Linked DNA regions of Mus musculus: regions 1, 2, 4, 5, 6 and 7 are each linked to region 3. A link is a loop called in an ENCODE intact Hi-C map of the cell type or tissue named here. Cell type or tissue: left cerebral cortex. All regions are shown on one strand.

What was found. A loop is a pair of places that touch in the nucleus more often than their neighbours do. Peaks named below come from ENCODE experiments on the same cell type or tissue, not always from the same donor. Only the 100,000 strongest peaks of a DNase experiment are listed, where the experiment ranks them.
Region 1: a loop joins it to region 3, with 11 times the contacts of the local background. A loop is called at or near these places in 8 of 42 quality-filtered maps.
Region 2: a loop joins it to region 3, with 2.4 times the contacts of the local background. A loop is called at or near these places in 2 of 42 quality-filtered maps.
Region 4: it touches region 3 in a loop (4-fold over the local background); 4 of 42 quality-filtered maps call a loop at or near these places.
Region 5: a loop joins it to region 3, with 4 times the contacts of the local background. A loop is called at or near these places in 5 of 42 quality-filtered maps.
Region 6: a loop joins it to region 3, with 5 times the contacts of the local background. A loop is called at or near these places in 24 of 42 quality-filtered maps.
Region 7: a loop joins it to region 3, with 5 times the contacts of the local background. A loop is called at or near these places in 21 of 42 quality-filtered maps.

What each region holds. Positions count from the first base shown.
Region 1 is chr8:61,514,285-61,518,284 of GRCm38, forward strand. It overlaps Palld (palladin, cytoskeletal associated protein), which reads right to left. Exons shown (of 22, transcript NM_001293772.2): 19 at 2,251-2,458; 20 at 1,585-1,750; 21 at 919-1,052. Among named protein-coding and RNA genes, the nearest start is that of Cbr4, 29 kb to the left of the region's middle. In left cerebral cortex, a CTCF peak has its summit at 2,075 (motif pointing left); DNase peaks (open chromatin) are centred at 1,593 and 2,060; H3K4me3 peaks cover 496 bases.
Region 2 is chr8:60,615,407-60,619,406 of GRCm38, forward strand. Gm34730 (a long non-coding RNA gene) reads right to left here. Exons shown (of 3, transcript XR_379010.3): 3 at 1,008-3,628. Among named protein-coding and RNA genes, the nearest start is that of Gm34730, 14 kb to the right of the region's middle. In left cerebral cortex, CTCF peaks have their summits at 1,722 (motif pointing right) and 1,921; a DNase peak (open chromatin) is centred at 1,733.
Region 3 is chr8:60,503,654-60,507,653 of GRCm38, forward strand. It overlaps Aadat (aminoadipate aminotransferase), which reads left to right and starts at 2,471. Exons shown (of 13, transcript NM_011834.2): 1 at 2,471-2,626; 2 at 3,436-3,604. The coding sequence starts at 2,560. In left cerebral cortex, CTCF peaks have their summits at 2,058 (motif pointing right) and 2,720; DNase peaks (open chromatin) are centred at 2,112 and 2,483; H3K4me3 peaks cover 798 bases; H3K27ac peaks cover 401 bases.
Region 4 is chr8:61,040,309-61,044,308 of GRCm38, forward strand. It overlaps Nek1 (NIMA (never in mitosis gene a)-related expressed kinase 1), which reads left to right. Exons shown (of 33, transcript NM_175089.4): 12 at 2,925-2,984; 13 at 3,607-3,666; 14 at 3,752-3,799; 15 at 3,951-4,000. Among named protein-coding and RNA genes, the nearest start is that of Nek1, 49 kb to the left of the region's middle. In left cerebral cortex, a CTCF peak has its summit at 1,845 (motif pointing right); a DNase peak (open chromatin) is centred at 1,848.
Region 5 is chr8:60,981,737-60,985,736 of GRCm38, forward strand. Clcn3 (chloride channel, voltage-sensitive 3) reads right to left here and starts at 1,575. Exons shown (of 13, transcript NM_173873.1): 1 at 1,040-1,575. In left cerebral cortex, CTCF peaks have their summits at 1,594 and 2,265 (motif pointing right); DNase peaks (open chromatin) are centred at 1,611, 2,189 and 3,006; H3K4me3 peaks cover 2,199 bases; H3K27ac peaks cover 1,284 bases.
Region 6 is chr8:60,863,852-60,867,851 of GRCm38, forward strand. No RefSeq gene overlaps it. Among named protein-coding and RNA genes, the nearest start is that of Hpf1, 25 kb to the right of the region's middle. In left cerebral cortex, a CTCF peak has its summit at 1,877 (motif pointing left); DNase peaks (open chromatin) are centred at 1,031, 1,273, 1,835 and 3,321; H3K27ac peaks cover 1,124 bases.
Region 7 is chr8:60,588,907-60,592,906 of GRCm38, forward strand. No RefSeq gene overlaps it. Among named protein-coding and RNA genes, the nearest start is that of Gm34730, 41 kb to the right of the region's middle. In left cerebral cortex, no CTCF peak of the experiment used is centred here; no DNase peak of the experiment used is centred here.

The sequences.
Region 1 (4,000 bases), 1.0 Mb after region 3:
TCTGTGCCTGTGGGACTGGGAAGCCAGGCAACACAGAAAGTTTTGTTCTTCTAGTATCTGCAGAGTGGAAAGTCTCAGAGCAATTGATAAGTTTCCTATATCTGACCTAGATTCCTTCCCTTTTTTTTTAAAAATAATAATCATAGTTAGGAAGTCTAGATAGATCTCAACATTAATAAACTGAAGAGAACCAGACATCTGAGAAAGTTTCAAAAGACTATTACTTTCTCAAGCAGAGGTAATTTTCTTGGAATTAAAAGAAATATTTTCTAGTGTTTTTATTTATTTATCTTTATATCAATGGGTCATATAATTCTGTTGTAGTCCTGAAATTGAGTTGGTAGGGTTTTTTTTTTTTTAATTTAGGATGCATGTATACAAACACACATACACACATTCAAGAGTCTACTGCCAAGAGCTGCTGAAGATATTTTAATGAGGAAAGCGCTTAGCTATGTAAGTCCACATTCCAGAATCAAGGTATAGCCATGTTAAAACTACCCCAAGACACGGAAAAAAATATGATTTGGGAGGAAATGGTTAGAGACAGTCACTTGCAGAATACACAAATAAGAAAATGTGAAAGATGCGGATGCCTTTATGTTAACCCCTACGATGCTGAAGTGAGAAAGGCGCAGCTGACCAGCCAGCCTAAGAAACCAACATGCACATCTCGCTAATCAATCAAAGACCCTGGAGATACTTGGGTGTTTGTTCTCCTGGAAGGGTTTCACTATTAATGTCGGGAAACTACAAACAGAAAGAGAAAGAGTAATATGAATTTTTTTTTGGCAAATAAAATCCTGGCATATTAACTTAGAAATGTAAAGCTTAGAGTAATGAGATATATCACTCTGCCATCTCATTCTTAACCATTCAGTGTGTGAAATGCACCGAGATGAAATGAGGCGCACTCACTGTAGACATCCAGCCGGGCAGTGCAGGACACAATGCCTGCTTCGTTCTTGGCGGACACAGTGTACCACCCAGCGTCTTCCTTTGTGGCTCCCTGGATGAGCAGGCAGATGTAGCCATGATTATCCTGGTGCATGCTGCGGAAAAAGATAAAGTCATTAGGGCTCTACATTTTTAAAAAGTGGCTTTGGACATGAAGCATCATTTTTAATTAGGTCATTAGAAACGGAATTGTGCGAGCAGCAGATAATAGGATCATACTTATTCTAGAGAGGCAGCTAGCCCCATTAAGTTAATGGGAGAGCAGAGCAGACCTCAAGAGGGCGAGTAAATCCATGCACTAATTCTTAAGGGAAGACCCGCCTTTACAAAACCACAGGCTGGGCCACCACCATGGGAGCAAACGAATCTATCTTTTCTTTCTGATATACACATTTCAAAAATGCAGCCAGGTTAAGTCAGAATCTGCTTTGTCACATCCCAAAATTGCTCTCTTCCAAAGCTTAAGCCTACATTTGGACGAAGTGTGGCTCTCGTCTTGCACATCACTGATGATAACGTACATGGCTTTTACGCTCACCGATTTGCATGCAGTATCTGATGCGTCGTTTCAGCTAGCACCGGGACTGTGCAAGTTCTGAGGTAGACGAAGCCACCGTGCAGTCTTACCTTACTCGCTCAGTGCTGTGAGTGAGCGATTCATTTTCTTTCTTCCAAAATATCTGAGGTGGCGGCACTCCCGAGACACGGCATTCCAGCCGCACTGGGTATCCATCAGCAACCCCCGTGTTCTGTAGCTTCTCCATAAACACAGGGGCCTTGTGTGCTTCCTTAGCTAAGGGAACACGAGAGGAATGATCTGTTAGTGGCATGCCAAAGGGTCACTGCGAGGAACTCGGGAGCTTTAGAAAGATGAAGTACTGTTTTCACGTCGGGTGGTAAGAGGTTAGCCCTCCCCTCAAGCAAAGGTCTGTACGCTTCATTCCACTCACGTTATTTCCTCAATTAATTCAAGACTGATAGGCCCACATAGTGCCCGGCCATCTGCTCCTCAGAATGCCTGCCTGACAGGCCTCAGAGATTCGGAGTCATTGCTAGCAGCTGCGAGAGCATTGCTCTAATTAAGTCAACAGGCTCGCACAGGCCTTACCTACTGCTGCCACCTAGTGGTGCCGAGTATTTCAGCACCAGGATTCCCTGGCTGCCACCTGAAATGCCTTTTTTTTTTTGAAGATTTAAAATTTGGAACTCATAAAGTCATTACTTGACCACAGAATTCATTTCTTTGCCCACTAACTTGTTTCAGCAGTGAGAAAGAAATCACAGGCCACCTACCAGCAACCACAAGCTCCAGGTTAAACGAGTTCTGTCCTGCTCTGTTGGTGGCAATACATGTGTAGATGCCGGCGTCCCGGGACGTGACTGGCTCTATAATGAGGGAGTGGACCCCATTCTCACGGACCAGCATCTTGTGAGCACTGTCGGGGCGTATGGGCTTTCCATCTAGTTGCCAGCTGAGATCTGGGGTTGGTAACCCACTGACCTACACCAGAAAGGAGACACACATGAACTTCTCCAGTAGTAAAACCATCAAATCACCAAGAGTTACGGATCCAGAGTCAGTTCGTCCTCCGGTAGCACAAACAATGGCTTTTCCATGTTACTCTCTTGTTTAAAACCTTCCCGTGGTTCCCATGAGCACTGAGAGATACACTTCTAAACATCTTTTCTAGAACAATTCGGAGGTAAGTAAAACGGGGATTAAAACATATTTCTGTCATCTTCTTACCTCACCTAAGACTATAAACATTCCCAGGTGATGATGGCACCGAGCTCTGAGCTCTTTGGAAACACGGGAGGTGCAGCCTTTATAACAGTAACACTCAGCTGGAAAGCTTCCCACCAAGGACTGGCCATCACCATGGAGATGCATGTGACACAGACCTATTATTATTTTATAATCTTTGAAAGTGAATAACCAGAGCAATTTGAAATTGCCCAGAAAGTCAGACAAATTAGCATCACAATGGAGACATCCTGAAAACCTTAAGAGCTTGGCAGTTGTGTTGAACAGAGAGCAGGCCAAAGCATTCAATGGCTAGTCCCCCTTGCATTGTTAAAGGGAGGGGCAGTGGCCATCTGCTGGCTTTGTATAGGGCTGCCCTTGACTTTAGGATAGAAGAGAAGTGAGGAAGAGTTGATATTCCTCCTTCCTCCTACTCTACTAGTGGGAAATGATGTATTCTGCTACCCAAAGACTATTGGATCATAAAACAATCATAAAACTATTGGATTATGAAACGGTTCCTTTGAAACACTAGCCTTGTCTAAATCAGCCAGAGAACCCGTACAGTTCCTCCTGCCCCATGGTAAGTACTCATTCCTGCTACCAACAAGGTGTCTCGGACACATGTAGTCACATCTGGAGAATGTAAGGGGAAAAAGCGCAATTACGTCATGGGTTAAAGGGGTGGGGTTTCGAAAGAGCAGTAGTTAGGAAGTGGTTTCTCCTCATGTACCCTCTCCCCGTGGGAAGACACTAGAAGTGGTACAGAAATATCAGAGTAGATAGATAGTTATGACTGGGCTCCAGGTCCTGGGGAGCTTATAGTTTGTTCCCATTTTTCTGGGTTTGATAATGGACAAGCAGGATTTGTGGCCCTAGGGCAGGAAGGTGTTGACCGGGTCCTTTCAAAACAGGAAGTTTGCAGAGGAGCAGTTCCAGGGGGCGACGTTACTCAAGCAGAGTGAGCATGCCCTGTTCTCGTCATTGTCACTGCAGCTCTCCCAGTGAGTCAGAGAGCAGAGCATAGCACAATATGGTATCAGGAACTAAAGGTCACCACAGGTCGGCCACAGTCTGAGCAGTTGGTCCTCTTGATCCATGTGCAGACGCAGAGAGAAGAGCACACTTGTTATCTATCATGAAGCGTTCCCACCGAGCAGGCTTACAGCTGAGTGAAGGATAGAGCCTGTGAATGTACTGCAGGGGCTGTGGCGGGAGGGGCTCCATTCGGTGTTTGACTTATTATGACTTTTTCCTCTTTCAAATCTTAAATACACGGAAATTTTCCTTCGAAGTAGG
Region 2 (4,000 bases), 110 kb after region 3:
CATTCCTTCCTAAGTACTTCATGCCCTACCTGCCCTGACCTGAGGTTGATGCTGGAGTTCCAAGGATGTAGGTCTCAGAAGGAGGCAGCACAGATTGCAGTGCTGGAGTGCCAGCTTCCACTCCCAGCACAAGTGTCCCAACAAGTATCAAATTGTGTGCGCCCTGTCTAATGCCTCCAAATCTAAACACTGATCATGCTGTAGTTAAACGTCACCCTGACAACTTGGGAATCTTTGCCAATGACTGAAACAAGTGTTTATGGGATGCTTTCCAGGAAACTAGGATTTGATCAACACTGCTTTTAAAATGATGAACATTCATCCTGAACACCTAATTCAATTCACACATGGGCACTGTTTGTTCTGTGTAGCCAGAGACCCAGCCAGCAGCTCTATTACTCAAGTCTCTTAGGGATACGGGCAAATAAGGGAAACCTCAGGCCCTTGAAGCTGAGACGAGCAAGAGTGGAAAACAAAACAAAACAAAAATCTGCAAAAATCCAGTCATGATATGATATAGCACCTAAAATGTTACCTCATTGGGGGAATTAGCGTAGAAGAGAATTGTCTTTCTTAAGGGGGTTCTTTTTCCTGATCATGGATTCTGGCACCTCTCACAGAAGCTAAGTAGAGTAAATTCATGTCCTTGAACTAATGGCCGCTCTTGCTCTTGCTCTTGCTCTTGCTCTTGCTCTTGCTCTTGCTCTTGCTCTTGCTCTTGCTCTTGCTCTTGCTCTTGCTCTTGCTCTTGCTCATGCAACTGTCTTCATCATTCACCTTTCTTTCTAACAAATACATAGTTAGGCTTAATGAACAAAGACTAGGGAGCACACTAACAAACCTAAAGGAGCTCTAAACATACTGATGACTCTAGGAGGCATCTCTATCATGATCCTAGTGATATACAGGGTCAAGAAACTTCAAATTCTATCTACCTGACTTTCAAGTCAGGGAGGGGAGTAAACATGGATTTATCACTGTAGATAAAAGAGGAGGCCATTGTCATATCTTGATCAGTCTTTTAATTACTGGTGATAGTGGTGCCATATCTGACCCTGAGATACCAATAACAAAGTTAACAGTTTTCATGTATATATTGAAATCTAATTTAAACTTCAAGACAACTAGAAAATGTTAGCCCTGTTACAACAGAATCGTTAACCCTGCTACAGACAAGGAAATAGGAGATTGTTTAAAGCAGACTTGCAAGCTCACATGTAAGCAGTTCCTGTCATCACAGTGTAAAATTGTGTCACTTTATGAAGATCTGAGGAAGTCCTTAGTGAGGGGTAGTCCTGGGGCTGCTGCTGCCAGCCAGGGGAGTAAGGTGGCAGTCCTGGCAGAGCACAAAGCTGCATTCCCAATACATTAGAAAAATTGTAGTTACAAAAGGACTTCAGAGATGCATACATTTTAACAATGCTTAGAGACCCCTCGCCCACAGTCATAGTCATTTCACAATCATTCAAAAGGAATGAGCCTGAGCCACAGTTGGCCCGTCTTCCCAAGACTCAGACACATGTATTCATGGCTTGCTATTAACAGCCAACTGGAAAGAATACACATAAAACCTTGTAGGGTGAGGGCTTTGGGGACATCTATGTTTCGGTCATTTACACCAACCTAGGAAACCCCAAAGCCTAGGTACATGTTTCAAGTTGTAATGCATCCCCTTGTACACTGAGTAAACTGTGCAATTGTTTTCTATGTAAAGTAACAAACCTTTTGCCAGCAGGTGGCAGTCTTGCAGAAAAGATCAGTGGGAATTTGGGAAATCTGATATTAAGAAAATTTCAAGTTTTAGAAAGAACTATGCATCCAATATGATTAAATCGTACTATAAGCCTGAAATTTTATGAACAATGCCAACTAGACATGTCCATTCAATTAACTTCAAAAATACAAGTCACTGTATACAAGCATTATTTGATTCCATCAACAGGGTGTCCTGCTGCATACTAGATGAAGATACAAGGTTGAAACAATTCTAAGGAATGGTAGAAAACAGAATCAGTTTAAATATTGATTTTTTTTTTACAACTGACACACTTAATATAATCTGTCTTCTTATGTGAGACTGGCAGAATATTGCGTAGTCTTGAAGTGGTGTTTTTATGTTTTTTAAGACTATTTTTTATTCTAGAGAAGCGTGTGTGTGTGTGTGTGTGTGTGTGTGTGTGTGTATGTGTGTGTGTGTGCTTCTTAGGAAGGCCAACATACACTTAACACTTCAAGGTCCATCAGCATATTGTTCAAAGTTAAAATGGCAAATTCTACTTGGCAGTCATAGCAAATGAGTATTTACTCTCAAAATATTTGCTGGGTCTCTTACAGGAAGCTAATTTTTCTTCAAGGAAACCACACTTTCAGAAGGTGAACTGTGTCCCCCACATTCCTATAAAAGAAAATCCCAATTCCCACTCTTGGAATCTGATCTTACATGGAATCAAGATTGCAGCACGAGTTAGGATTACATCATACTCTGATGTTTGGTGCTCTGTTAGACAGGATATGCTGCCTTTGTCCCCAGATGCACTGACTGTAAATGCGCCAAGTGCCCCCAGTGCCTCTGTCTTCACAAATGCACTGAAATCTGACGTAGGTGTTCACACATCAATTAGAAGAGCAGCTTGAAGGAAAAAAAAAAAAAGTATTTTATGAGGAAGTTGTAGAAAGTCAAAGATTCTGGGCAAATCTTCTTTGGCAATTTAATATTAAGTGTGACTGATGGTAAAGATCAGTGAAAACTTAGGCAGTGGGCTCTGAGGAGGATTCCATCTGAATTTTTGGCCTCAGGGATGCTCACAGGGCATTACTGCAGGAACAGCACAGCTATAAATCATGGGCTTACTGGTAGCATCGCTGCACTTTGGGCTGTCCTATTGGCTCTTCTTTTCTTTCTTCCTTTCTTTCTTTCTTTTTTTTTTTTAAATTGGTTATTTTATTTATTTACTTTTCAAATGTAATCCCACTTCCCAGTTTCCCCTCCTTAAACCCACTTCCCCCTCCTTGCCCCTCCTTCCCCCTCCATGTGTACTCTTTGGTTGGTGGTTTAGTCTCTGGGAGCTCTGGGAGGGTCAGGGTCTGGTTGGTTGATATTGTTCTTCCTGTGGGGTTGCAAACTCCTTCAGCTCCTTCAGGCCTTCCCCTAACTCTTCCATTGGGCTCCCCATGCTCAATCTGATGGTTGGCTGCAAGCATCTGCATCTGTATTGGTCAGGTTCTGGCAGAGCCTCCCAGGAGGCATCCATATCAGGCTCCTGTCAGTAAGCACTTCTTGGCATCAGCAATAGTGTCTGGGTTTGGTGTCTGTATATGGGATGGATCTCCAGGTGGGGCAGTCTCTGGATGGCCTTTCTTTCGGTCTCTGCTCCACTCTTTGTCCCTGCATTTCCTTTTGACAGGAACAATTCTGGGTTAATAGTTTTGAGATGGGTAGGTGGCCCCTTTTCTTTAGTCCATTTTATCCTTCTTGGTCAAAGAGTGCATCACCTGGCACTGTACCCTTTGTGCAACAGAGCTAAACTTTCAGTTCTGAATGCCAACCCAAAAAGGTGTTCCAGAATGATCCTAATCTTGGTCCTTGAACTTGGAACTTTCCTTCTTCAGTGTGAAGACTTCGCTGATTCTGGAAATTAAATGAAGAAACAACAACAAGGTGTACCTTCTCCGTGCTCATTTGCTTTACTTATTTAATTAGCATCTCCACTTTCATGAGATGATTGGGGTGCCAGGCAGTAAAATCCTGCCCACCATGTTAATTGTGAAATGTGTACTCTGAAAGGGACAGATCATCGTCTTTTATAGCACTATAAAATCTATTCAGATACTACATGGCAATGTGTGCTTTATCCATGTTGCTAGCAGGCTGGGCTTTCAAAACCAAACTATTGCCTGGCCAGCCATATTACCCTTTCCATGGAGCAAATAATCAAAGAAAAATTGTCCAGCTTAATAACCCTGATCATATGACAGAAGTACAAAGATCCATGATGTCCAC
Region 3 (4,000 bases):
ATCATATGATCACTATTGAATATGCCAGCAAGATTTTGCTGAAAGGACCCTGATATAGCTGTCTCGAGTGAGGCTATGCCAGTGCCTGGCAAATACAGAAGTGGATGCTCACAGTCATCAATAGGATGGAACACAGGGCCCCCAATGGAGGAGCTAGAGAAAGTACCCAAAGAGCTGAAGGGGTCTGCACCCCTATAGGTGGAACAACAATATGAACTAACCAGTACCCCGGAGCTCGTGTCTCTAGCTGCATATGTATCAGAAGATGGCCTAGTCAGCAATCATTGAGAAGAGAGGCCTCTTGATCTTGCAAACTTTATATGCCCCAGTACAGGGGAATGCCAGGGCCAAGAAGTGGGAGTAGGTGGGTAGGGAAGCAGGGCAGGGGGAGGGTATAGGGAACTTTCAGGATAGCATTTGAAATGTAAATAAAGAAAATATCTAATAAAAAATAAAATAAAATAAAAAAGAAAAGAAATCTTGTGATCAGACACTTCAGTCTCCTGCCTCCGAGTTTCTCGGCCAATATGCCCTGAACTGTAATCCAGAGTGGCCCTCTGGTCCTTTAAGTTGCTTCCCCACGGGATTTGGTTACAGCAACAAGGAAGAACGACTAGTATGCAGCCTTTCCCTTGGACTGTGGTTTTGGTCTGTGGTGTATTTCTATAACCACAACCACCAATACCCCCACATCCTTTTACCTTCTCTGATGGGTCACTTTGTTTCCCTACCTGGCCAGAATCACCATTCACCTTATAACCAGGAAGCATCTCAGGTATTTTTCCTGTCTAATTCCAGGAGGTGGCAGTTTAAGTGGGGTTTGTCTCCATAGGCTCTCGTATTTAAACACGTTGTCCCCAGTTGGTAAGACTATTTGGGAAGTTGGGGAGGTGGGGTCTTGTTGGAGGAGGTATATTGCTTGGAGAAAGCTCCTAAGTTTCGAGCACCCACATCTTTCCCAGGGATCTCTCCCTGCCTCTTTCCTGAGAATCCAACTGTAATCTCTCAGCTACAGCTTCAGCGCCATGCCTGCATGACTGCCTGCTGCCATGCTCCCTGCCATGATGGCCAAAGAATCTAACCCAGCAGAACAGTGGACACTGAATCGAATGTTTTCTAAGTTGCCTTGGTCATGGTGTTTTATCAAGACAATATTTAAACTTAACTAAAACACAGAAAAGTCTGCATAGAAAACGCAGCAAGCTTTTTTTTTTTTAAAGAATCTTTATTTCATGATTTGATGGTCTTAGAGTCTATGCCTCGTGCTCTGTCTTCAGAGTGTACGAGTGCAGGAAGAGGCTGGCCTCCAACACTGAGAAGTCAGGCTATCTGTGGCACGTATTATTTTTAGAGTCAGAATGGTTATAACTCCAAAGCCCCTCTTGCCAGCCCGAGGACCATCCTCTTGGATGCAAAGTCCTTGCCTGACACAGCTAGTTTAAGCTACAGTGGTCAAATAAAGCTGACACCTCAAACGTCATGAGATGTCCTGTTCCCAGGGACAAGCTTGAACCCTGAGTTTTCAGCTGTTCTTTATTAATTTTGGAATTCACTCACTATATGGCCCAGGCACCTCAGCTTCCAAAAGTACTCCTTGAGCGATTCATTCACCGCTCCCTCCTTTAAATAACTGTGAACTTAAGACAGTTTCTCTTTGTATGGTCATCAACCAGGTAATTTCATACTCGATAATCGCTTTATCTTCACCATACCCAACACACTTTCAACCGAGCACTTACACAGTGGAAGCTTTGGAACTCAGTGGGAGAAGAGGCTGAGAATCGAGGAGACTGCAGATTTAGTCTTCAAATTTGGGGTTGGGAGTAACTATCCCCACTTACTCTACCGGGCTTCTACTTTGTAAAGTTACCTGAATTCATCTGGGTCCCCTTGAAGATTTGGGGGGTGGGGGTGAGAGAGGGAAGGGAAAGAGAGACAGAAAGGGACAGAGAGATAGAGAGAGACAGGGAGAGACAGAGAGACAGACACCTTGATACTGAGAAACAAGGCTAAGCACCTATTATAATGCCTGCTGCAATGGAATAAAACTACCACCAGAGGGTACTAAAGGACCAGGATCCTGAGATACCATCAGCTTCCAGAGGCTCATTTCAAAGATCTGAAGGGGAGGGTTTGGGGGGCTGGCCAATAGCAAAGCTGTGCTGCGAGGCTCTGAGCAGTTGCGAGACTCTGAGCAGCAAGGTCAAGAATCCACGCTGCGTTTATGTGAATTCGGGCACCGATCCCTGTTGTTATCGTGCATCACAGCAGGGCCTAGCGGTTTTCGTCTCTCCAAGCCCATCCCTGACCAGTGACTTGGGCTGCCTGTGGTCAGCTGCCATAGGCCGGCCGGCGGGGCGGGAGAGGGCACCCGGGTCAGCCACTGCCCCTCTGTGGATGGACTTTGTCCCTTCTGCCTCCTGACCCGGGTCTATTTAGATCTCAGACACCTACCGCAGCCGGTAGGCAGGCAGATTGGGTGGCACTACACAGGGACAGCTAACAGTGCATCCCGAGTGACTGGCTTTCTGAATCCTGCTCCACGCGACCAGCAGAGACATGAATTACTCACGGTTCCTCACTGCAACGAGCCTGGCCAGAAAGCCATCTCCCATCAGAACTACAGGTGAAAAACAAAGCCAGAGCCCTCCCTGCTCTGCAAGAGTGGAGTTTTCTTAGCGGAAGCTCTGCATGGTGCCCTGTTTTGGCGCTCACCGCTAGGGTTTGTGCCCATTCATTCAAGTGTGAAGACAACCTGTGAGCATTAGTGAAGGAGGAGTTATTTAACTTTTGTTCACTAAGAGCTTGGCTTGGAAGGCAAGGCAAGGCAGTGAGTATTTTTGCTGAGGTGTTGGAGATGAGCCAAAGGGCCAAGCATGAGGCACATCTTTCAAGCCAGCTGTAGAGAAAGGCTCTTAAAGGACTGGGGAATGGGACCCAGAGGTGGAGTTGGGACACACACAGGTATTGGGCAACAGGGAAAAAGGCCTTCTGCTGCTGGGGCCCTCTCCATTTTTCTTCGCCATCTGCATTCTTGGATTCCTCCCCCAGTGAGAAAGTCTAGAAAAATTTACTTTGTATTTATTTCAGACTAGCATTCAGTCTTAGCCCAGTATGCTGCTTTGTCAGACTAGAGGAGAGGAGTGGTAATTTAATAAACAGCAAGAATGTTCTGTCGGCTCTGGAGACTGCCATGCCCAACATCAGGTACCCAGTGAGGACAAATCCAAATAAATGATGCTTCTCGCTGCAGCTCGGTCTCTTCTGTAAGAACACTAATTCCATTTCTGACGGCAGAGTTTTTAATGATCTAATCCCATCTTTAATATAGCATATCAAGTACTAGAGTCGAGTATAGGACTTGGTCAGGGACATTAATGTTCAGACCACAGGACGGTGGACACATTTTTTTTCTTCTTTTTGTGTTTATCATAGCGGACATACTGAGCAAAGCACCAAAAACCCTCATCTCCCTGGCTCCTGGATCTCCAAACCCGAGCATGTTCCCCTTTAAGTCAGCTGCCTTCACTGTGGAAAACGGAAGCACCATCCGGTTTGAAGACGACTTGATCAAAAGGGCCCTCCAATACTCTCCAAGCTATGGGTAAGTAAGTGACCAATAGACGGTAGAATTCTATTGGTTCATTTTTAAATGCCATTGATGATGTGACTGAGATCTTTTGTTAATGGGGTGTACAATGACTGGGGAAGTTGGGAGAAGACTTTAAAATATTAAAAGCAAAATCAGTACTAAATGCTTCACACACCCCAGTGATGAGCTTTCAACCTTAAGTGACTGGGAGAGCCAGAGAAACATCTACAAGGAAGTCCCATTTGAGCTGAGTATGATACTGAAAAGAACAGTGGGAAGAGCATCACAGTGGGAAGAAAGGAAATGTATAGAACAGTCCTTGGATGTTCTGCACACACACACACACACACACACACACACACACACACACTTCCTCTCCCCTCTGGATCCACTCCCTTTCTGTCTCTC
Region 4 (4,000 bases), 540 kb after region 3:
TAAACATCAGAAAGCCTGGCTTTTGTGTGGATAATGATTTAGAGTAAGTATTTCAGCATCTAGTAATAAATAAAAAACAACTTTTGAAATAGATTCTTTGCATACATAGATAATTTGGGTGATAACAACTTGGTTTCTTGTGAAGCACATTGGTATTTGAAGTTATTTTAATATAATCATGTCATTTTTTTCCATGAAGTATTTGGATAAATCTGAAATTGACTTACTGTGCTTTTGACAACTTTGAAAAATAAAAGAAGGGAGAAACACATTTTCAGTATCCAAACAATGCCTTTCTTTAAGCAAATTCTATGTATTTCACTTGTTGTCATCAAAATTGCATTATAGTCTATTGCTATGAAATCAGTTAAGTTGACTTCACTGCTACAAATATGCTTTTAAAAAATTTTATGTTCCATACCAAAATTTCTTTACAAACATGTTTCATTTTTTATAGATTTTTAAAAAAATATTAATTAAAAGTAAATTTATTTCATAGATATTTTCAAGACCTATTTATTCCAAATAGTATTTACACATGCAACCTATGTTTAACAGTTGTAATATAGACATGCATAGCTTGTCTGATTTCTTGGGGATAAAACTCATATTGGCCATGGGTAAAAGAGGGCAGACATACTTGTGTCTTTAAATCAATAAGAAATACACACTTGTGTGAACCTGTAGAAATAGACTTGTTTTACCTCTTGGCCACACACTAGTCTGTAAAAAAGAAGGAAATGGGGGCTGAATTAATAATATGGTAAAGGTCCCTTATTGACCAGGACTGAAACCATGTGGTTTTTTGTATAGCTGATGGACTCAAATAAAGTGTTTTTATTAATGCTTCCTTCATTTTCAGTTAGTATTCCATGTACACAAGCTGCATGCAGTGGAAATTTTGTATTCCTAGTACTAATATTCAGAATAATAGATTCCACCTGTCATAACCTGAGTGATGGAGAAACTGGCTCAGATGATAAAGGCTACCTACTGGCTTTGGGGTTTTAGGCAAGGTTATCACTTTTTAAATTGTTTTTTGGTTCTGTTATTTTTGGGACCGGGTCTTTCTGTGTAATAGCCTTGGCTGTCCTAGAACTCACCTTGTAGACCAGCCTTGCCTGGAACTCATAGAAATCTTCTTGCCTCTGTCTCCCAGGTGTTGGGACTAAAGGCATGTGCCACCAAGTCCACCACTTTCTGAATTTTTTTAAGCAAATAAGCCTGATTTTTCTAAGCCAACCCATTGAAAACTAAATAGTAACCAACACTTGAGATGTGCCATAACTTGTTTGTAAAAGATGTAACCTAACACAAATTCACTGTACAACAGAGACTATTTGCTTGATGACACAGAACATACACTTGCAGTGGTAAAAAGGATTTTATTCTGTATATTTTACTACAACAAAAGAGAATCGAAGTAAAGTTATGAAAATTTTAAAGAATTATAGAAACAAAACATAGCAACCAAATAGATAGGAAACCTGTCAAGCGTCATACCACAGATATAGACTGAGGAAGCAGCAAGTTTTGCGGTATTTTAGTTTTCTGAAGCAGGCTTCCACAGCCTCCTCATCTCCCAGAACCCTTGCTCTTTCTTTCTTCCTGAAGAGCTGAGGTGGTGTCAGCTAGTAGCACACTGCCTGACTGGGAGATAGTAAGTGCCTATTGCTCACTTTTCTTGAATGATTCCTTTTTAAATTAGTTTTCTTAAAAAAGGCCACTTCCCTGAAAAACTATGAAACATCTTTTATATTGAGATTTGCAGTAGTTTATGGGAGGTTGGCATATTTTCACTGGAGGTGCAGGCATTTCTTTAAGGCTGCTGACACTAAGCCACCAGAGGGAGCTGCAGGAGCATGTGTTAGCAGTGGGCTCACTTTCATTTGTTTTTGTTTTGTAGGTGACAGAAACCAGAACAATTTCCTTAGTATGGTATTTCTGTGTATCTCTTCAGTGTAGAAATAGCATTCTGAAAGTAATCAGATGATCTCAGAGGGCCAGCTTGGCATTTTATCCCATAAATACTCTCTATGTAAGACAATAGAGAAGATCAAATAATTTATAACCCATCGATAATATGCAGCCATCTTGAACACCTTCTTCTTGGGCTAGTCGACTCACGACAAAGTCTGACAACCTGAATTTGATTGCTGCTGGAGGAGGGGAGTCACTTTTCTTTGGGTGTGTGCCCTTAATATGTTGCTGGTGATTCATTGGCTAGACCCCCCCCCACACACACATGGGCATATATGGGTTATTAGACTCAGTTATAAAAACAAAAAAGAGAGGAAATTGAAATAGGTATGTGTGTTGATGGGGACCCAGGAGGAATTGGTGGGGAGAGATAAGAAAGAATGTACATGGCTCAAAATCATGTTGGGGCTTGGTGATACAAAAAGTGTTAGAGGTGAGAATTTGGGAGTATACATGATAAAAATGTACTGAATACATGTTAAAAATTTAAATATTGAATAAAATAATTATATATATATAATTATATATTGGTTTTTCAAGACAGTGTTTCTCTGTGTAGCCCTGGCTGTCCTGGAACTCACTCTGTAGACCAGGCTGGCCTCGAACTCAGAAATCCACCTGCCTCTGCCTCCTGAGTGCTGGGATTAAAAGTGTACACCACCACTAAATTGTTTTTAAATAAATCATTAAATATTTTAAAAATATGTTGTGAAAACAAAACTAGTTTGATGATAAGGAGCCCATTTTCATGATTTCTTTGAGGGTCATATTCCAGTTTCTTTAGTGAAAGGCATATCAAAAGGTAGTACAACAAATTTTGAAACATTTATGACCGTATTGGCTTTAACTTTTCCTACTTTAAACTTCCACAAATTTGTAATTTCCAAATGAGTGTCTTGCCTAATTTATCTAATTCGTAGCTTTATTTTATTTTATTTGTCCAGGCCCATCAAATTCCCGTGAAGAAAATGAATTCTGGAGAAGAAAGGAAGAAAATGTCTGAGGTATAAAGACACATGTGTGTTTATTTTAAAGCTTTTCAAAATAGTTCTTAAGACAACAGCAAACCCACTAATGTTATAGAGCAGTGCTTCTCAACCTAATTGCTTTGACCCTTTAATACAGTTCCTCATGTTGTGGTGACGCCCAACCATAAAATTATTTTCACTGCTACTTTCTTACTGTAATTTTGCTACTGTTATGAACCGTAACGTAATATCTGATATGTGACCCCTGTGAAAATGTCATTTTATCTTCCCAGGGGTCACGACCCATAGGTTGAGAATCACTGTTACAGAGCCTCTAACCCTTTCCACCTTGTTTCTTTCAAATATTTACAATATCTTGCTTTCTTCATTTCACATCTCCTTATTTCTTTTGGTGTCACTCTCGTGTTGATATATTTTCTTGATGAAAATATAAAAAGTAGAGATTATTAATAGAGCTGGGCAGTAGTGGCGCACATCTTTAATTTCAGCCCTCTGGATGCAGAGTCCAGCAGACCTCAGTCTGACGCCAGCCTGTTCTACAAAGCAAGTTCAGGACAATCAAGGCTACACAGAAAAACCCTGTCTTTAAAAAAATATATATGTATATATTGATATAAATATTCTCCTTTTGTTTAAGGAAGCAGCAAAAAAAAGAAGGTTGGAATTTATTGAGAAAGAAAAGAAGCAAAAGGATCAGGTAGTTGTTTGCCTTGTGTTTCTCCCTTTGCCTGGCTGTAGGGGATAAGAACCGGGTTCTGAGAAAATGTCTGAAACTGTTACAGATTAGGTTCCTGAAGGCTGAGCAGATGAAGCGGCAAGAGAAGCAGCGGGTAAGAGATGTCTCCACAGTGCATCTGCCCCTCCCCACACGTGCCTTATTTAAGGAAGCACACTGACTTGTATGTTATTGCTAAATGTATTCTATATGTTTTATATTAAGTAGTTGAAATGGTATTTTGTTTATTTTTCTTTCCCCAAAAGTTGGAGAGGATAAATAGGGCCAGGGAACAAGGATGGAGGAATGTTTTAAG
Region 5 (4,000 bases), 480 kb after region 3:
TCAGAATAATTCTTTAAAGTTTTCATAAGGTACATAGACGGCACTATTTCCAAGCAATGACCTTAGTTATTTATACTGACCTCTTAAAATAATTTGAGCTGCCACTCAAAGAGAGGCTTTGAAGTAAGTAGCAAAGGGAGAGGAAGGGGCAGGGGTTGAACAGTATCTGTGATAAATTCTGTCAACACCATATAAACATTCAATGTGAGAAAATACCCATACGTCATACACTTAAATTTAAAGCCATATTTAAAAAACAACAAACAACACATCAGCAGAAACAGCACCTCTCAAAACTGCTCAACAACATCCACATAAGCATTGGACTTCTTGTATATACTCCCGAACTGAAAAACCATTTTTTTTTTTTGTAATTTACAGAGGTATGTAAAACTGACCCAAGGAAAATAATCTAAATTTTTCATGGGTAAAAAGTACATCTACAAAGTATCAGTTATATATAAGCCACAGTGATCGTGCAGGAACTGAATACACGGCTCAAAAAAAGTTTGCAGAACTGAACTTTTTAAATTTTATACTCGCACACGCGGAGAGGTATTAAAAGGTTTGGTCCAATTGTCTTAAAGAGTCATCCTTTTCAAAGGAAATCGAAATCTCGGCCTAGAATTAGAACACACCCGATGAATATGCAATTAACTTCCTTGTGGTCTAATTTTAAAACGCCATACTTTAAATAAAGCACACAGGACGAAAAGTTCTCTAAAGTAACTTCTGTTTCAACAAGTTTACTACCAAAACGCAAATATCCACACAAAAAATGATTTGATATGCATAAGTCTAAAGACCAAATAAGATAAAATAAAAAAACCTAAACGTTTTTAAACTTGAGCAAACTGTAAATTCAAGACTAATTCTGTGCTGGTTCCTAGTTTTTAATTCTACGTATAGGTCCTTCGAAGGTTCCGGGAGGGAACAGGAGAGATTTTAATGGGCTGGACAGCAGGTAGGTGGGCACCTCGGCCAGAGCCCGGCCTCGCGGTCCACCGTCAAGGCGTGAAGCTGACAGCTGGCGACTCACCTTGCAGCTCAGAGGCATAGCAAGCTGGGCGGCTGGTGGCTGCGCTGCCTGTGGACCCCGCATCTGCTTGCGATCGCGCGCCAGCCGCCCCGGGAGCTTCACCGGGACACCGCTGCCGGGTGGCCACCCCGGCGGACTTTACTGCTACCGGCCTTTCAGGAGAGGTTACGTAAAGGCGGCCAGGTGGGACCGGCGGAGGCTGGTTTCAGGGTGAAGTTCAATCCTCCGGCTCCAGCGGGCCCTCAAACCAACCCGCCTCTGCCCCGACTGGAGGCTCACTGCGCTCTCCAAGGACTACAGGAGCAGTCGCGCTCCACCTCGGGAGGAAAGTAACGCGGTTCTCACGCCTCCGCCCACTCCAGCCTCATCCTCCGGACAGACGGACGGACGGCCCGCCCCGAGCGCACCGGCAACGAGCTGGCGAGGTGACAGCCGAGCGATTCCGCGACCAGCCCTGACCCGCTGAACTGGAAGAGAAGCTGCAGGAGTCGGAGCCCGACAGGTGCGTCGCACGCGCGTGACGTCAGCGCGTTGACGTGAACGGCCGCTCGGCGTCCCACCGTCCAAGCACTTCCACGGCCGCACTGGGAGGCACCTCTGCGCCTATTGGTCGGAATGGAGCGATGGGCGTGACCAGGGCGTGGCCGGGAGAAGACCTCCTAGGGGAGCCTCGAAGGCCACGCTGGGCGGCCGAGGTGCCACCTGCTCTCACGTCGCTCACGTTCTCCCCGGCGGAGAAAGCGCTTCGGAAGTGTGCGGTCCCCGGCATCGTGGCAATGCCTGGCTTCCGCTCAGCGGTGAGAAGCCGAAGCAGGCGGAAGCGAGCGTATGACCCCCGGGGTTCCAGAGCCGCGTCTAATGCTACAGGGCCTGTAATGGTGTACAGAGTGTACTACGGTATCATCCAGCCTTATGCGCCGTCGCAGGTTATGCGCTTTAACAAAAAAATACCAAAGAAAATCCTGATGAGTCCAAATTTAGACACCATGCATTTCCAAAGAGCTGAGGGTTCCACGTGGTCTTACATACTGGGTTCCTGTCGTGTGTCACAATATATAGGAAGCCTGTTCCCCTTGCTCAAGGAGCTGTATTGTGACTCAGCAGGGAGGTGCATAAATAAATTCCTGGCCTCGGCCAGAGCTTGCCCAAGAGCCTGGTGAACAGGTAGGTGCAGTGTTTGTAACTGGACAAGACCTGTGGGACCAGGATGGCAGTCGCCACTGGGTGGCAGAATTAAGACATGTCTTGGTTGAGTGTCTCATGTATATTTATATATCGCCTAATGAATACTAATGTCCTAGTATATTTACTGTCTTACATATATTAAGTGTGACTTGAGCTCTCACTGCTGACATGTAGCCTGATTCTTTTGCAGGGGGAGCGTCTAGATTTTTTATTAAAAGCAGTAGTCATAGCCAATCGATCTATTTTCTATAAAGATGACAGATTCCTTCTGAACTGTTTTAGTTCTTTTGTGAAAGATTACTCCTTTAAGTAGACAAGAAAACTGTCTACTTATACATTTGTTTTCGTTTGTTTGTTTGGTTGGTTGGTTTTTTGGTAACACTTATACACTGATTTGTGAGAATAATTTATTTTAAAACATGTGGTGGGCACAGTTTGTGGCATACCAGAAGTGCTGTGTTCTACTTCAAGCTTGACAGAAGTAAAATACTTAATTTCTGGCATACATCCAACCACACTAGTAGTTCTCAATCTTTACTCTCTTCAGAGAAATAATTTTAACTGTTTCCAGGTTAGATGTAAGCCTTTCTGTAAGTACTCCTGAAGGAAAATGAGATTTTGTAACTTGTGATTCATGTAAAAGAGTTGTCTATGAGCCCGTGGCCTGGGGCCGAGAACAAAGCAGAACAGACAGGGCTGTTGTTAAGACATTCCTAAGAACAGCTTGACTGTAAAAATGAAAAAATGCAAGGACGGCGCAGGCAAGGCTATCTTGTCTGAGTCGACACCATCTGGCCGGAACCTCCCCTCTGTCTACTGCCCCATGACACCGGGTAAAGTCATACATCAACTGGTTACTATGTGAACAAAGATAAGCCCCTTATCCCATAAAAACCCCTAGCTTTCGAGCCTCGTGGCCGACATCTGTTATCTCCTATGTGGGATGCATGTCGGTCTGGAGCTCCGTAATTAAACGTCCTCATGTAATTACATCAGGATGGTCCTTCGTGATTTTTTGGGTGCATGCCGAATCGGGAATTGGGTGGGGGTTTCCCTACTAGGTTCTAACACTCCTTAAATGTGTGAGGCTCAGAAGCACCACATTCAATAATGTTCTGTGTGATAGCGTCATCAAAAAATAGATTACAGCCAAGAAATCAACTTCTTTGTGATTCCTCCAAGATTCTTGTCAGAAAAAAATCAGCTGACACAAAATCTCTTCTTTAACAGACCTGAGTTGAAAGAAAGAGTCGGGACATCCCTGGCACTGTGTAGTATAAGTGCTGTGACAGGAACACTTGCAACATCATCTCGTCCCTTGTCCTCATTGACAGGGATCTTATCAACCCTTTTAAGAGTGATATTCTTACGGCAGAGATAATTCTCAGCAAGGAATTTTTATAGACTTATAAAAAAAATAAAAGAACAACAAACAAAAACCAGCAGCCTGACTATCAAAATTCTTAGAACTTTAATGAGAGTTTGTGTGACTCTCCTGTTGCTATGCACAGGTATTTATTATATGAGAGTTCTATAGGATAGAATTCTGACACAAGTCTCACTGGTTAAAATCAAAGTTGGCTAAGTTGTTTTCTTCTAGAGGCCTGAGGGAGGAATCAGCCTTGGTGCTGTTGAAGTTATTAGAAAACATTTGAATTTCTTGGCTCATTTACTCCCTCATCTTCAAAGCCGTCAGTGAAAGGCAGAGTCTTCCCATAACCTAACTTATTGATTCTAGGGATTAAACAGACAAGGCTGTCTTTGGGGAGCTAAAAT
Region 6 (4,000 bases), 360 kb after region 3:
TTTTTATGATTCAGATATAAGTCTGTCTGTATTCCTATAAAGCTTGACATCACACAAGTGAGTCAGCAGAAACCGTCCTCTTTCCCACACCTCCTATTTACCGACAGTCACCCTAAACACGGGCACCCATTCCATGAAGCACTTTATGAGACAGAGAGAATTTTTTTTTCCAAAATAGTATTTTTATTGATTCTCTGGGAACTTCACCTCCTAGTCCCCGCTTACACTCGCTTCCCAGTCCTTCATGTCCATCAGCCCCTTTGCCCTTGCGACTTCCTCCCACCAAGGTGGCAATAACAAGAAAAGAAACAAGTCCAATTTGGTTTGTCCACATACCTACTAGAGCGTGGTTCAGCTCCCAGTCGCCTGCCGCTAGAGAAAACTGAGTGCTCTCCACCTGCACCCTGGGTCTGAGGCCATCATCTGTGGAGAGGCGCACTTCAGCATCCTTATCACCGGCTGTAAGAGTTCTCTTTGATGGCTTCCATTTCTGGCTATTTGTGTGTTGGGAGCCGGGTTGGGGGTGTCAGGGCTCTCACAGAAGCCCGAAGCCTTCCATGTCCCTGCCTGTCTCTCATTTGTGTATCTGCAGTCGTCCTCCTTGACAGCACTACCCCAATAGTGTCTGGAGCTCCAGATCACGGGCCTGAGAGGAAGGGAACCTTTTTTTTTTTTTTTTTTTTCTTATTTTTCCTAAAGACTTATTTATTTATTTTATGTATATGAGTACACTGTACCTGTCTTCAGACACACCAGAAGAAGGCATCAGATCCCATCCACCATGTGGTTGCTGGGAATTGAACTCGGGACCTCTGGACGAGCAGTCAGTACTCTTAACCACTGAGCCATCTCTCCAGCCCGAGGCAGAGAATCTTATCTTAGCCAAATCCTGATGTTCAAAATAAGGATAGCTGTACAGATTTGGCACCTTACCGGACGAGAAGGATTCTATCCCTGTCGCTGGATAATTTGATTCAGCCGGATCTGCCAACTGAGAATTCTGTCTAAGCGCCTCAGAGGAGAGATGTTCAAATCCTGGCCCCGTCTCTTAATAGCTTTTAATCTTGTACAAGTCACTTAACCTTTCCGCTTGCTCATCTTTGAAATGAAAACAGTACCATCTGTCTCCCAACATTGTGAGGAATTAATGACTTCGTCCACGTAAAGTGCTTTAAGCACAGGGTCTAGCCTACATAAACAGCTATTACTCTAGTGGCTACTGCTGCTCACTGAATCTACAGTGTGTTCTCTCTGTAGCCCTTACGTAGAAAAACATATTTCTAGCCTTGAGTCACATCCCTTCAGACAATTTAACTACATCTTACGTACCAGGAAGGCTGGCAGATACAGCCACTGTACAGTTGACTCATGGTATATAAATTTGTATATAATTACATCTTGATGTTCTTAAAAAAACAGTCCTCTAGCCATAATTAATAAATCTCTTTTTTAAATCTAAAAATTGCATATATTTAAATATTTAAAATCACATAACTGCTAGAAGTATTTTTAAGCTATTTCTTCATGAGTCTGTATAATTAGAAAATAAGTAAATAGAAATAGGTTAATTTTGGAAGAATTATCATCTATTTTTCACCTATATGAATTGCTTATATTTTTTTCCACACAAAACTAGACTTAAAATTAGATTTTAAGACAAAAAACAATTCTCTACTTTTAATAGTGCCATTTAAAATGCAAATTTTGTTGCAGATGAGAAAAAATGAAATTTTCACAGCATAAAAATAAATGGAATTCCAGAGTCACTATCATATAAATAGGTGTCCATCTGGCCAACCCTAAGATTGCCAATTTTCTTCCTTCAATTGTTCCCCCAAGTTGAACAAGAGTTTAAACAGCGCCCTCTTGTGGTCGACAAGGTCACTGGCAACCTGGAGTCTAGTCAAGTTCATCTGTCATTTTGTAATTGACTACATGTTCAGTTTTTGCATTATATATTTTATATTTGCTGGCATAATGGGGAAGGAAGACCAGAGGGCACTTAAGTGGATGCTGTTCCTTGAGTGTACAGATGTATCCAGCTTTGAGGTTTCACAGGATCACTCTGTCCCAGAAGGCTGTGCTGCTTCTACTTTGGGGACCATGTTTGTCTACAAGGCCAGAAGGAGCCTTGCTCAGAGCAACTTATTGAGTGAATGGTCACCTACATTTCATTACTTCAACTCCATTATGAGAAATCTCCACATCCAATCTACCTATCTTCAGCTGAAAAGCTTCAGATCCAAAAAAATACAGAACGGGGCCAGGTGAGGTGCTGCACACCTTCGATCCCAGCACAAAGGAGGAAGAGGCTGACAGATCTCTGTGGGTTCGAGGCCAGCCTGGTCTACAGTGCAAGTTCCAGGACATCCCAGGGATGTACAGAGAGAGCCTATGTAAAAGGAAAAAAAAAAAAAAACCTAAGAAAGCAACCTGAATGAAAATCCTCTTTCGTCTAGATTTAACCCACATTTCCTGGTAAATTGTACCACACTCCTTGAAACTCTGCTTTTTTTACTTGGTTCCAGAAATATCTTTGGAGCAGTGATCAGGTGCCAGACCCTGAGCCGGACACAGAGCATACACCAGCAATAAGAACAGCTACTTCTCTGTGAAATCAACGATAGGAAAACCATCCTGAGCTGAATGCTGAACAGTCAGTCATGATGGCACTGGCTGTGGTGGTCACGGTAAATGAACAGGACAGGCAGATTTTGTGTAGAGGGCTACATTATGGACGGGACCTGAGAAAGAATTTACCAGATTAAGGCAGGGTGGGGAAATACTTCAAGTAAGAAAAACAAAATATACAAGAGTTGGGACTCTGTGCAGTAGGAAGGGTGGCAGACTGCAGATGTAAGCCAGGTCAGCATGGGCCAGGGGACACAGGGGGCAAAAGTACTGTGAAACAAGCTGAGCTTTATGGTAGAACCCAAGGTCCATGGATAGAGAGAACCAACGTGGGTCACATGAGTGCCTATACACATACACACAGAGAGAAGGAGAGAGAGAGAAAGAGAGAGACAGAGAGACTGAGAGAGACAGAGAGAGGAGACAGAGAAAGACAGAGTGAGACAGAGAGACAGAGAAGCCAAGTCATGCTGATCTCTGAGGAGCACAGGTGGGCTTTGAGTGTTGTCTTAAAGGCAGTGGGAACTCATGAAATGAATGCTAACATGATAGAGTATTCTTTTGTTTATATATAAAAAAATTCACATTGCATGTGAAGAGAGGACTGAACGGAAGCAGGCACAGCAGTGTGGATACACATCAAAAGGCTACAGTCGTATTCTAGCAAGAACCACTGTTGGCTAGAACCTGGGTGGGTGGGGAGTGAATAAGGAGATGGCCAGAGGTAGCAGAACTCTAGATCTATTTGAAGATGATGCTGGTGAGATTTGATGGTGACATTTTTTAAAGTGGTGAAGGAAAGGAGGTTGTAAAATGCCTGAACAAAACACAGGAGCACTCTCCAATTACATGCATCTCACAGATGATGCTGGATTTGTAGAAACCAGAAAAAGAAAAAAAAAAAAAGCCAACTCCAAAAGTATGCATCCCTGTCACTTCCTTTATGCTGACCTCCCTTCTCTGTAGCTCCTGGGACCCGGTAAGGGGGCTTATTTTATAGCAGTAGCTTTCCAAAGTTAGGCCAAGAAGAATCTTCTGGAAAAACTGAAAGCCCATTATTGGAGGAGCAAAAGGCAGATATCCAGTGCAGAATTCTATCCTCAGCATTGTGTCTATTCCAGGCTCTGAGCTGAACATAAATAGAGCACACATTTCCAACAATATATTCAACAGATTAAGGGAAGTAAAAAACAGAAGTCACACATTTTTAGGTAAAAAGGAAGGAGTGTGAATATACATTGGGATATCTTAGGAGCTACACAAACCATGAGAAATGTTACTTTGAATGCCCTGCTTGTTTCATGCCCATATCTCAATCACTAGCATGAAATAAAAATAGATGTTTTTTTTCTGGCCTCAAAGCAGAAAG
Region 7 (4,000 bases), 85 kb after region 3:
GGTTTTATGTGAAGTTCCTTCATCCACTTAGATTTGACGTTAGTACAAGGAGATAGGAATGGATCAATTCGCATTCTTCTACATGATAACAACCAGTTGTGCCAGCACCATTGTTTTCCAGTTTTGTTGAGTATAGCCTTTTGTAGAAGGATCTGATGGTGTTTTGGATTTCTTCAGGATCTGTTGTTATGTCTCCCTTTTCATTTCTGATTTTGTTAATTAGGATGTTGTCCCTGTGCCCTCTAGTGAGTCTAGCTAAGGGTTTATCTATCTTGTTGATTTTCTCAAAGAACCAACTCCTCCTTTGGTTAATTCTTTGAATAGTTCTTCTTGTTTCCACTTGGTTGATTTCACCCCGGAGTTTGATTATTTCCTGCCGTCTACTCCTCTTGGGTGAATTTGCTTCCTTTTTTTCTAGAGCTTTTACATGTGTTGTCAAGCTGCTAGTGTGTTCTCTTTCCAGTTTCTTTTTGGAGGCACTCAGAGCTATGAGTTTCCCTCTTAGAAATGCTTTCATTGTGTCCCATAGGTTTGGGTATGTTGTGGCTTCATTTTCATTAAACTCTAAAAAGTCTTTAATTTCTTTCTTTATTCCTTCCTTGACCAAGGTATCATTGAGAAGAGTGTTGTTCAGTTTCCACATGAATGTTGCCTTTCCATTATTTATGTTGTTATTGAAGATCAGCCTTAGTCCATGATGGTCTGATAGGATGCATGGGACAATTTCAATATTTTTGTATCTGTTGAGGCCTGTTTTGTGACCAATTATATGGTCAATTTTGGAGAAGGTCCCGTGAGGTGCTGAGAAGAAGGTAAATCCTTTTGTTTTAGGATAAAATGTTCTGTAGATATCTGTTAAGTCCATTTGTTTCATAACTTCTGTTATGTTCACTATGTCCCTGTTTAGTTTCTATTTCCACGATCTGTACATTGATGAAAGTGGTGTGTTGAAGTCTCCCACTATTATTGTGTGAGGTGCAATGTGTGCTTTGAGCTTTACTAAGGTGTCTTTAATGAATGTGGCTGCCCTTGCATTTGGAGCATAGATATTCAGAATTGAGAGTTCCCCTTAGAGGATTTTACCTTTGATGAGTATGAAGTGTCCCTCCTTGTCTTTTTTATAACTTTGGGTTGGAAGTCGATTTTATTTGATATTAGAATGGAGTAATTAGAATTACTCCAGCTTGTTTCTTCAGACCATTTGCTTGGAAAATTGTTTTCCAGCCTTTCACTCTGAGGTAGTGTCTGTCTTTTTCCCTGAGATGGGTTTCCTGTAAGCAGCAGAATGTTGGGTCCTGTTTGTGTAGCCAGTCTGTTAATCTATTTTATTGGGGAATTGAGTCCATTGATATTAAGAGATATTAAGGAAAAGTAAATGTTGCTTCCTATTATTTTTGTCGTTAGAGTTGGCATTCTGTTCTTGTGGCAGTCTTCTTTTTGGTTTGTTGACAGATTACTTTCTTGCTTTTTCTAGGGCGTGGTTTCCGTCCTTGTATTTTTTTTTTCTGTTATTATCCTTTGAAGGGCTGGATTCGTGGAAATATAATGTGTGAATTTGGTTTTGTCGTGGAATACTTTGGTTTCTCCATCTATGGTAATTGAGAGTTTGGCCGGGCATAGTAGCCTGGGCTGGCATTTGTGTTCTCTTAGTGTCTGTATAACATCTGCCCAGGCTCTTCTGGCTTTCATTGTCTCTGGTGAAAAGTCTGGTGTAATTCTGATAGGCCTGCCTTTATATGTTACTTGACCTTTCTCCCTTACTGCTTTTAATATTCTTTCTTTATTTAGTGCATTTGTTGTTCTGATTATTATGTGTAGGGAGGAATTTCTTTTCTGGTCCAGTCTATTTGGAGTTCTGTAGGCTTCCTGTATGTTCATGGGCATGTCATTCTTTAGGTTTGGGAAGTTTTCTTCTATAATTTTGTTGAATATATTTGCTGGCCCTTTAAGTTGAAAATCTTCATTCTCATCAACTCCTATTATCCGTAGGTTTGGTCTTCTCATTGTGTCCTGTATTTCCTGGATGTTTTGAGTTAGGATCCTTCTGCATTTTGTATTTTCTTTGATTGTTGTGCTGATGTTCTCTATGGAATCTTCTCCACCTGAGATTCTCTCTACTATCTCTTGTGTTCTGTTGCTGATGCTCGCATCTATGGTTCCAGAATTCTTTCCTAGGGTTTCTATCTCCAGTGTTGCCTCACTTTGGCTTTTCTTTATTGTGTCTACTTCCCTTTTTAGGTCTAGTATGGTTTTGTTCATTTCTATCACCTTTTTGGATGTGTTTTCCTGTTTTTCTTTAAGGACTTCTACCTGTTTGGTTGTGTTTTACTGTTTTTGTTTTTGTTTTTTAAGGACTTGTAACTGTTTAGCAGTGTTCTCATTTATTTCTTTAAGTGAGTTATTAAAGTCCTTCTTGATGTCCTATACCATCATCATGAGATATGCTTTTAAATCCGGGTCTAGCTTTTTGGTTGTGTTGGGGTGCCCAGGACTAGGTGGGGTGGGAGTGCTGCGTTCTGATGATGGTGAGTGGTCTTGATTTCGGAACCAAGATGTCTGCTGCTGATGCTCAGGCAAAGCACTTCTGCACCGGGCAGATCCCTATCCTCTGGCCGGGAAAATAGCCAGCTGCCTGTGCAGGATACACTCGGCAGGGTCCCGGAACTGAGATGTCTGCTGCCAATGCTTAGGCAAAGTGCTCCCACGCCGGGCAGATTCCTATCCTCAGAAGTCTTAAGATCCCGTGGCGGGTGTTGTGGGTAGCTGGCAGGTGTCAGCCGACTCTGTGCCCTAGCTACCCCGGTGCTGCTCGGACCGGAAGGGGCTTGTGCCCCTACTCAGGCCGGGTTTTCTGCTTCCCTAACTAATGCAGTCTCAGGTCCCGCACGATTGGATTGGAGCAGATGCTGTGTTCCACTTACCAGAAGTCTTAAGATCCCGTGGCAGGTGTTGTGGGTAGCTGGCGGGAGTCAGCCGACTCTGCGCCCTAGCTACCCTGGTGCTGCTCGGACCGGAAAGGGCGTGACTTGGCTTTTATTCTAAGTGATAGTGTAGTACCAGAGGCTATTCTGAATGTCACTGAATAGGCAACGCTCTTATTGAATTCCAAGCCCATTTTCTTGCTCAAGGACGTTCTAGGACTGTTGGAATACTGGCGGAAGGCTTTAGCCATGTCGGAATTCAATTTTAAAAGGCACTTATAATAGGAAAATACTGAAAGAGAGCATGTGGATCTATACACTAGACTAACGCAGAAATGGAACGCGGGAATGAAAAATTAATGTATGGGTAGAGAACGCTAGACTCCAGGAGGAGAGCTTGCTTGAAACTCTTTTGCCTCATGAGTGACTTTTAAGCCTTTCGGCTTGTCCAGGTGACTCGACTGGAGAACGTAGCATCCCACAAGGCTCTTCTGGACTAAAGAGCAAGCCCAGCGCTAGACAATGGGAAATATTTTCAAATCAAAATGTAGTACCAAGTAAGTGTTCAAGAACCTCAAAGGACCAATCAGGAGCTGATCCAATGCAATCACACAAAGGTCTTTATTCATAAGCTCAAGCTTGGGCTTGACCCACAGGATGGTTCCAGTGGAGTAAAGCCTTGAACACTCATCAGTATAAGGTTTTATAGGAAATGACAAGCAAGGGGTTAGGGTTTCTAGCCTGGAAAGCATCTAATTGAGGGGCTACTATGGCTTTTAACATAATTGGCTGGTGCTGGGAGCCAAACCATAAACTTAACTTCTGCTTCCCTCCTAATTGGTGATTGTTAGGAAGGGTTGGGTTTGTAACTTGAAGGTGTGTATTTGTTGAGTAATAACCTGGAAACTGGTGCTAGGTGGTGGGTGGATTTGTTAAGGGAAAATAACCTGGAAACTGAATCTAGGCTCAGGTTTTGTTGAGGGGTAACTTGGAAACTGAAGTCAGGTACTGGCCTAGTACTTTACTTGAATTTAAACTTAAGTCAGGTTTTCTAACATAGAGTGTGAACCCCCTAAATT